Regions from separate parts of the Homo sapiens genome. Here region 1 is linked to region 2. A link is a loop called in an ENCODE intact Hi-C map of the cell type or tissue named here. Cell type or tissue: OCI-LY7. All regions are shown on one strand.

Evidence for each region. Hi-C counts contacts between places; a loop is a spot of excess contacts. Peaks named below come from ENCODE experiments on the same cell type or tissue, not always from the same donor. Only the 100,000 strongest peaks of a DNase experiment are listed, where the experiment ranks them.
Region 1: it touches region 2 in a loop (3-fold over the local background); 1 of 110 quality-filtered maps calls a loop at or near these places.

The regions. Positions count from the first base shown.
Region 1 is chr10:62,524,822-62,528,821 of GRCh38, reverse strand. No RefSeq gene overlaps it. Among named protein-coding and RNA genes, the nearest start is that of ZNF365, 150 kb to the right of the region's middle. RefSeq lists an enhancer at 1,272-1,491. In OCI-LY7, a CTCF peak has its summit at 1,574 (motif pointing left); DNase peaks (open chromatin) are centred at 161 and 1,391; H3K4me3 peaks cover 2,080 bases; H3K27ac peaks cover 2,483 bases.
Region 2 is chr10:61,959,706-61,963,705 of GRCh38, reverse strand. All of the region lies in intron 3 of ARID5B (AT-rich interaction domain 5B), which reads right to left. Among named protein-coding and RNA genes, the nearest start is that of ARID5B, 60 kb to the right of the region's middle. In OCI-LY7, no CTCF peak of the experiment used is centred here; DNase peaks (open chromatin) are centred at 1,135, 1,265, 2,195, 2,916 and 1 weaker place; H3K4me3 peaks cover 2,890 bases; H3K27ac peaks cover 4,000 bases.

The DNA of each region.
Region 1 (4,000 bases), 570 kb before region 2:
TGCAGTAGTCTAGGAAAGAAGTAATAGTGGCTCAGATCAGAGTAGTCATCATAGTAACACAGAGAGCCTCTTTGGCTTTTTTCATCTCACATTCATAGTCTATCCACCTTGATTTTCAAGATAAACAAGAGGATGTGGTCAAACAAAAAAGAGTCACTGTTTCAGTTCTTTTTTTTTTTTTTTCTGCCTCAAACAGAACCTTGATCTTTGTTAAAGTTCAGTATGAGGAACTGGTTTTGAATATTCGAGAGAAGAGAAAGTTTAGGAGTGAGGCTAGAGTAGGGCTGGAAACAGCATAGTTGTCTTCAAATAGCTAAAGGACTGTTTAATAGAAGAAACACTAAATGTATTATAAGCAAGCAGACACAAATAGAACTAAAGGAAAGACATTACAAGGAATCAGTTTAGCTTAATGGCAGGAAGAACTTGGTAATGGTTAAAGCTGTCTGTCTTAGTCTGTTTTCTGTTGCTTATAACAAAATACCTGAAACCGGGTAATTTATAAAGAAAAGGCATTTATTTGAACAGCAGGAAAATGGTGGATAGAAGGCAGGACTAACTTCCAGCTCCCACTCAGATGGACAGAGCAGCTTGTGGAGATGCACATTGTAAACTTTTACTCCAAGAACTACTGCAGGAACATACCCGGAAAGCCTAGAGAATCCACAGACCCTTTGAAGGAAGCAGATTGCTCCTGCAGGCCCCAGAAGATGGTTGAAAAAATGTGAGTGCCCAAAGTGTGAAAGGGGGATTGTCTGCCCTTGAACACACACCTTCACGGGGGAAACTGAAGGTCCAGATAATGGGAGAAGGATTTGATCTTACCTAGAGTTGAGACAAATTTAGAGAGCTAAGCAAAATACAAGGGTAGAAGTAGTGGGAAGAGCCCTGTGGGCTCTCTCGGTCCCCAGGGAAGCCATTTCTGACTTAGTCTCACAGAGATCCTTGGGAAGGGCTGCCAGAGGAACTGGGAAAAGACCACAGGGAGAAAGAAACTTCCAGCTGAACTTTGTAACAATTTCAACTGAACACAAATTTCCTCGATAGAAACTGGGGGAGGAGGTGAATCGGGAGTGGATACACAGCACAGAAGCCGCAGCAGGCAGGGAGGCACAAGACCTGAAAGCCCTGCTTGCTTTCTCAGCTAAAAGGCTAGTAGCCTGTGGCAAGTTCTCAGCCCTGCTCACTGGCTGCCTGGAAATAAACTCAGTGCTGTTGGTGGGGGCATGGTGGGAGTGAGACCAGCCTCTTGGGCTGCATGGGAGCTAGGTGAAGCCTGTAACTGCCAGCTTTCCCCGACTTCCCTGGTGACCTGCATGACACATCAGAGGCAGCTACAATCCCCCTGGGAACATAACTTCACTGGCCTGAGAACCACATCCCCATACCCCACAGCAGCTGCAGCAAGCCCCACCCAAGGAGAGCCTGAGCTCAGACAGGCCTAACCCTGCCCCGACCTGATGGTCTTTCTCTACCCACCCTTGTAGCCAAAGACAAAGGACATAATCTCTTCGGAGCTCTAGGGCTCCACCCACTGCCTTGATCCTCCCTATACTATGGCAACTGATGCTCCCCTGAAAGTGCCACCTCCTGGCTGGAGGCCAACAAATACAAAACTAGTGCAATAGACAAAACTACAACTAAGGACCCTCACAGAATCCATTTCACTCCCCTGCCAACTCCACCAAAACAGGTGCTGGTATCCAAGACTGAGACACCTGAAGATGGTAGACATGAAAATGGTTCACATCACAGGACTTTGGTCAGACACTCCCCAGTACCAGCCCAGAACCCAGTAGCTCCACTGAGTGGCTACATCCAGAAGAGAAATAACTGCAGTTTGGCTCTCAGGAAGCCACATCCTTAGGGGAAGGGGAGAGCACTACATCAAGGGAGCACCCCTTGGGACAAAGAATCTGAACAGCAGCTCTTGAGTCCCAGATCTTCCCTCTGACATAGTCTGTCCAAATGAGAAGGAATCAGAAAAACAGTTTTGGTAAAATGACAAAACATGTTTCTTTAACACCTCCAAAAGATCACACTAGCTCACCAGCAATGGATCCAAACCAAGAAGAAGTCTCTGAATTGCCAGAAAAAAAATTCAGAAGGTCGATTATTAAGCAAATTAAGGAGACACCAGAGAAAGATGAAGTCCAACTTAATGAAACCAAAACAATGATACAGGAAATGAAGGTGATATGGTTTGGCTGTGTCCCCACCCAAATCTCATCTTGAATTGTAGCTCCCATAATCCCTATGTGTCATGGGAGGGACACAGTGGGAGGTAATTGAATCATGGGAGCAGAGTTTTTCCCATGCTGTTCTCATGATAGTGAATAAGTCTCATGAGATCTGATGGTCTTATTAAGGGCAATTCCCCTGCACATGCTTTCTTGCAGCCATGTAAGATGTGCCTTTGCTCTTCCTTTGCCTTCTGCCATGATTGTGAGGCCTCCCCAGCCATGTGGAACTGTGAGTCCATAAAACCTCTTTTTCTTTATAAATTACCAAGTCTTGGGTATTTCTTCGTAGCAGTATGAAAATGGACTAATACAGAAGGGAAAAATCTTCGGTGAAATAGCATAAATAGAAAACAATCACAATTTTTGGAAATGAAGGACATACTTAGAGAAATGCAAAATACACTGGGAAGTCTCAGCAACAGAATCGAACAAGCAGAAGAAAGAACTTCAGAGCTCAAAAACAGGTTTTCAAATTAACCCAATCCAACAAAGACAAAGAAAATAGAATTTTTTAAAAAATGAACAAAGCCTCCAAGAAGTTTGGGACTATGTAACTAAACCTAAAAATAATTTGTGTTCCTTAGAAAGAAGAAATCTAACAAGTTTGGAAAACATATTTGAGGGAAAAATCAAGGCAAACTTTCCTAGCCTTGCCAGAGACCTAGACATCCAAATACAAGAAGCTCAAAAAAACACCTGGGAAATTTATCACAAAAAGATCATTGCCTAGGCACATAGTCATCAGGTTATCTGAAGTCAAGATGAAGGAAATAAATCTTAAGAGCTGTGAGGCAAAAACACCAGGTAACCTATAAAGGAAAACATATGAGATTAACAGCAGATTTCTCAGCAGAAACCCTACAAGCTAGAAGGGATTGGGGCCCTATCTCTAGCCTCCTTAAACAAAACAATTATCAGCTAAGAATTTTGTAACCAGTGAAACTAAGCTTCATAAATGAAGAAAAGATACAGGTTTTTTTTTAGACAAACAAATACTAAGAGAATTCACCACTATAAAGCCTGCACTACAAGAACTGCTAAAAGGAGCTCTAAATCTTGAAACAAATCCTCAAACTACACCAAAATATAACCTCCTTAAAGCATAAATCTCACAGCACCTATAAAGCAAAAACATAATAAATAAATTTTAGAAAACAAGGTATTGAGGCAACAAATAGCACAATGGATAGAATAGTATCTCACATCTCAATATTAACATTGAATGTAAATGGCCTAAATGCTCTACTTAAAAGATACAGAATGGCAGAATGGATAAGAATACACCAACTAAGTATCTGCTGTCTTCAAGAGACTCAAATAACACACAAGGACTCACATAAACTTAAGGTAAAGGGGTAGAACAAGATATTCCATGCAAATGGGCACCAAAAACAAGCAGGGGTAGCTATTCTTTTGTCAGACAAAACAAACTGTAAAGCAACAGCAGTTAAAAAAGACAAAAAGGAGCTGGACACAGTGGCTCATGCCTGTAATCCTAGCACGTTGGGAGGCTGAGGCAGGAGGATCACCTGAGGTCAGGAGTTCAAGACCAGCCTGGCCAACATGGTGAAACCCTGTCTCTGCAAAAATACAAAAATTAGCTGGTATGGTGGCATGCACCTGTAATACCAGCCACTCCGGAGGCTGAGGCAGAAGAAGCACTTGAACCCAGGAGGCAGAGTTTGCAGTGAGCCGAGATCATGCCATTGCACTCCAGCCTGGGTGACAGAGCAAGACTCTATCTCAAAACAAACAAA
Region 2 (4,000 bases):
GTTCTCAACCTCCCACTAACACCCTCATGTATCATTTTCCATGGAGCTTTCTGTGGGGCCAATGGCTTTACAAAGAATTGTGTTGCTCTTTACTCAAATCTAGGATGCTCTGCCGAGCTGGTCCAGTCAGGGAGAGACATATAGGTCAGCTGTCCATCTGGATCTTCAATTGAGATGTGGGGTGGTGTCATGAGACAGTGGTTCTGGGTGCAGTCTCGCTCTCACTGCCCCAGGGACATGCCGCTCTTCCTGTGGCTATGAGCTAGGTCAGTTGGCTGGTGTGGGTCTGTGCCCCTTTCAGTATCTCTGCCATTAGACCAGGAGGTAACAGGTAGGGAAACAAAGTCCAGGGCTAAGCATGATTAATGTTTTCCTTTTTAGAATCTAAAACAGGAGATAAACCAGGCAAACTGGGGTTAAGAAGCTGAGAGGAACAGGGCCTTTCACTGTTGTCTTTTTTAACTTACAGAAAACTCATTCAGAAGAAAGGAATCAGAAATTAGGGAACTAAAAAAGAGAGACATGCGGGAATATCTTATTTTTCTTTAAGAATATTTTCTATTTGTTGAGACACATGTCATACAAATTGAGGACTAATCTCAGTCGGACACTCTCATTGGCCCTAATTTACATTAGTTGAGTTGAGTCCATTGGTAGAGTTGCACATTTTGACAAAACACCAATCACACACTCCCAGAAAAAAGAAAAAAAACAACTGTAGGGCTGCGAACACGGCTCTAAATATTTCTTAAGTTTCTACTAACATTAAAAACCACTGCAGTTTCTTTCGTGGTTTATTATGATATCACCAAATCCCCTCCATGTATTTATAGCCTTGTAAGTCATAATTACCAATCATTTACTCTAAGACCATAAATGCTTTTTGGTGACTTAACGGATAACTAACACTGTTAGTCGATGGATGAAGGTACTGCTCATATATGGGAAAATTTATTCTAGTCCAAACTTTAGGAGTTCATCTGTCAGATATTTTATGCCTCTATTCTTTTAATGATTCATTTACCTGCATAATATTTGTATTCAGAACTGCGGTGTTTCTAGCCAACGGCAGAATGCTCAGCTGAATTATCTTTTTCTTTCACAGCATAACAGAGTGGAGCACAGTCAAATTGAAGATGGCCTTCACTACACTGTCAGAATTAGATTGTCTGGCAAATGATCCAGGCCTATTTCTCAAACCCACATGTAATGTTCTGACTACCAACGTGCCCGTAGAGTCATTAACAAGCATCCTAAAACATGCTGTACATATTTAAATGATTAGGAGAGGAGTATGGATGATGAGGCTGTTTCTAATGGTGCTTCAGCTTTTATCAATTATGCAATGCAACACAGATGTGAGCCTTCACCTTTGTTTTTTGTGTGCTGCTAAAGTGCACTCCCTTTTAAAGCAGTGTTTATTTCCTTTTATCTAGCTTAAGCTCAGTGCTTGGGCAAGGGGGTTGTTCCAATGCAGACAATCCGAAGGATTCAACCTTGGCAAATCACCTTTGGCGAGGCAATTTCTGAAGAAGCTCATTTTACCCAGGACTCAGTTGTGCAACGTTATGCAATAACTGTTTGGGGCCAGTTGGTAGTAATAACAATTACCGTTTCCCTCACCCTGCTAAGATCTGTATTCAGAAATTGCCGAGAAGGCCGGGTGCGATGGCTCACGCCTGTAATCCCAGCACTTTGGGAGGCCTAGGCTGGCGGATCACCTGAGGTCAGGAGTTTGACACCAGCCTGGCTAACACGGTGAAACCCTGTTTCTACTAAAAATACAAAAAATTATTCAGGTGTGGTGGTGAGTGCCTGTAATCCCAGCTACTTGGGAGGCTGAGGCAGGAGAATCACTTGAACCGGGGAGGCAGAGGTTGCAGTGAGCCGAGATTGCACCATTGCACTCCAGCTTGAGCAACAAGAGTGAAACTCCATCTCAGAAAAAAAAGAAAGAAAGAAAGAAAGAAATTGCCCAGAATTGAGACACTGAGGTCCCCAAGCCCAATCAAGGGGCTAGGTATCAAACCACTGATAAGAGTCTGAGCATCTGGAAGGTAAGATTCATGCCTTTACTGTTCCTACAGCATTTCATCCTCTGGTGCTCAGTTAACACTGTAACTGACACGCGAAAAGGGCAGGTGCACGGTGGGTTATTTTCAGACTTCACATCTGTGTGGCAGTTACACTTCTGAGCCTATAGATTAATTCAGCGCAACCGGTTCCAACCCTTTCTAGCTTGTTGTTGACACGAGGCTTGCATGGTCTCAGAAGGTCTCAAAGCTATCGATAACCTAGGTTAGGCTGTTGCCCAAGAGAAAAGCCTCAAAGGAAATGACTTAACTGTGGTATACACTAGCGGTACCCAAGTCAATGTTAGGTGGTACATGGATAAACATATTTTTTATTTTAAGGATTATATATTTACCTTCACCATTAATTATAGCAAGTGATACAGGTTTTCCATTTACAGTGATGATATAAAATTTCCTACTTAAAGTTCTTTAAATTAAAAAGCAATTAATTTAAAGAAAAATTAAGTAAATAATAAAACAGTGTTATTGGTATGGCAAGAACTATAAAGTTGCTTTATAAATGACTAAAGTCTAGGATATCCTGATTTAAGGCTTAAGAGTTTAATAATGCTACCATGTATCAAGTGCTTTATGGCACCAGAAAAATGTCCATAAGCACCTGGGATTCTATATGTTATTAAATCCTACAGTATCCCTATCAGATAGATTTATTATACCCATTTTACAGATGAGAAAACTGATACTCTACAACTTGCCGAAGGGCATAAAGCTAGAGATTGGGGATCCAGAGTGCTAGTCTATGTCTGCCAGACTTTTAGTCCCTTACCACTACATTATGTTGCTGCCAAGTACAAGATTTAAGGTCTAATCATCCATCCATTCATCCAACATACCTACGGAGCACCTATGATATACCTAACAATGTCCTGGATTAAAAGAAGGGGGCCCTCATTTCCTTCCCTTCAAGTAGCCTAATCTAGTAAATGGCAGATGAGATCTTGGTCAGAGGGGAAAAAAAAGGGCTTCTCATCTTGGGCTTCAACTCATGCTCAAGGAGGCAGGCTACATTTTGGCCAAAAACAATATGCAGAACTCCCTACTTAAAAGACAAAACTCATAATCTTATAAATATTTAGAATATTTATAAGTGAATATTTAGAATATTTTATAAGTGAGCAGGAGACTGATTCCTATAATAAACACATTGCTGTTAAAAGAGGCAAAAGGCTTCCAAAAGAATCCTTAGGCAAGTCTCATTTTATGAAAACCCTATATATAAAAATTAAGCCATAGAAAATGTGTTTCCATTACAAAACGTGCTCCACTTTACCAAAAGGAGTTTCAGTAGGACTTCCTACTGTTGTGAGCTTCCTTGGAGCTTTCTAAAGAGAAAGTAACTACTGAAGACATTACTGTACGTAGTATTTCCATGCTGTCCAGACAGTAGAGAATGAATATTACCTATTGTCTCCTGTTGTCAAAATTTATAATTTGAAAATATAAAAGAAAAATATATGAAATAAGACAGTCATGCCCTTCCTTCCTACACATTCATGAAAAAAGAAACCCTCCAATCTGAAAGAGGAAACCCACCAACCAAGCGGGTAGACACACATCATCCTTGTTTTCCTTCTTCACAGCATAATGGTTCTGTGTTCTTAAAGGAAATCATCCAGCAGTCCTTAACAAGGAGTTCATGGACCAACTTCAGGAGGGGGCTGTTCATGAGTGTCCTCAAATGTCATTCAAATTTTGTGGATGTAAACGTTTTCTGGGTAGACAGTCCATAGGGTTCTTTGGATTCTCAAAGTCATCCATGCTGCCCTCCCAAGTTATAGCCCCACTAGACTAGGTGACCAACCACCTGTCCTCCCTATCACACGTGCATGAACTATTAGGAAAATACAGTAAATAAAACTTAGCTGAGATGCCTGAGTGGCTTCTTGGGGAGAACAGTAACTGGT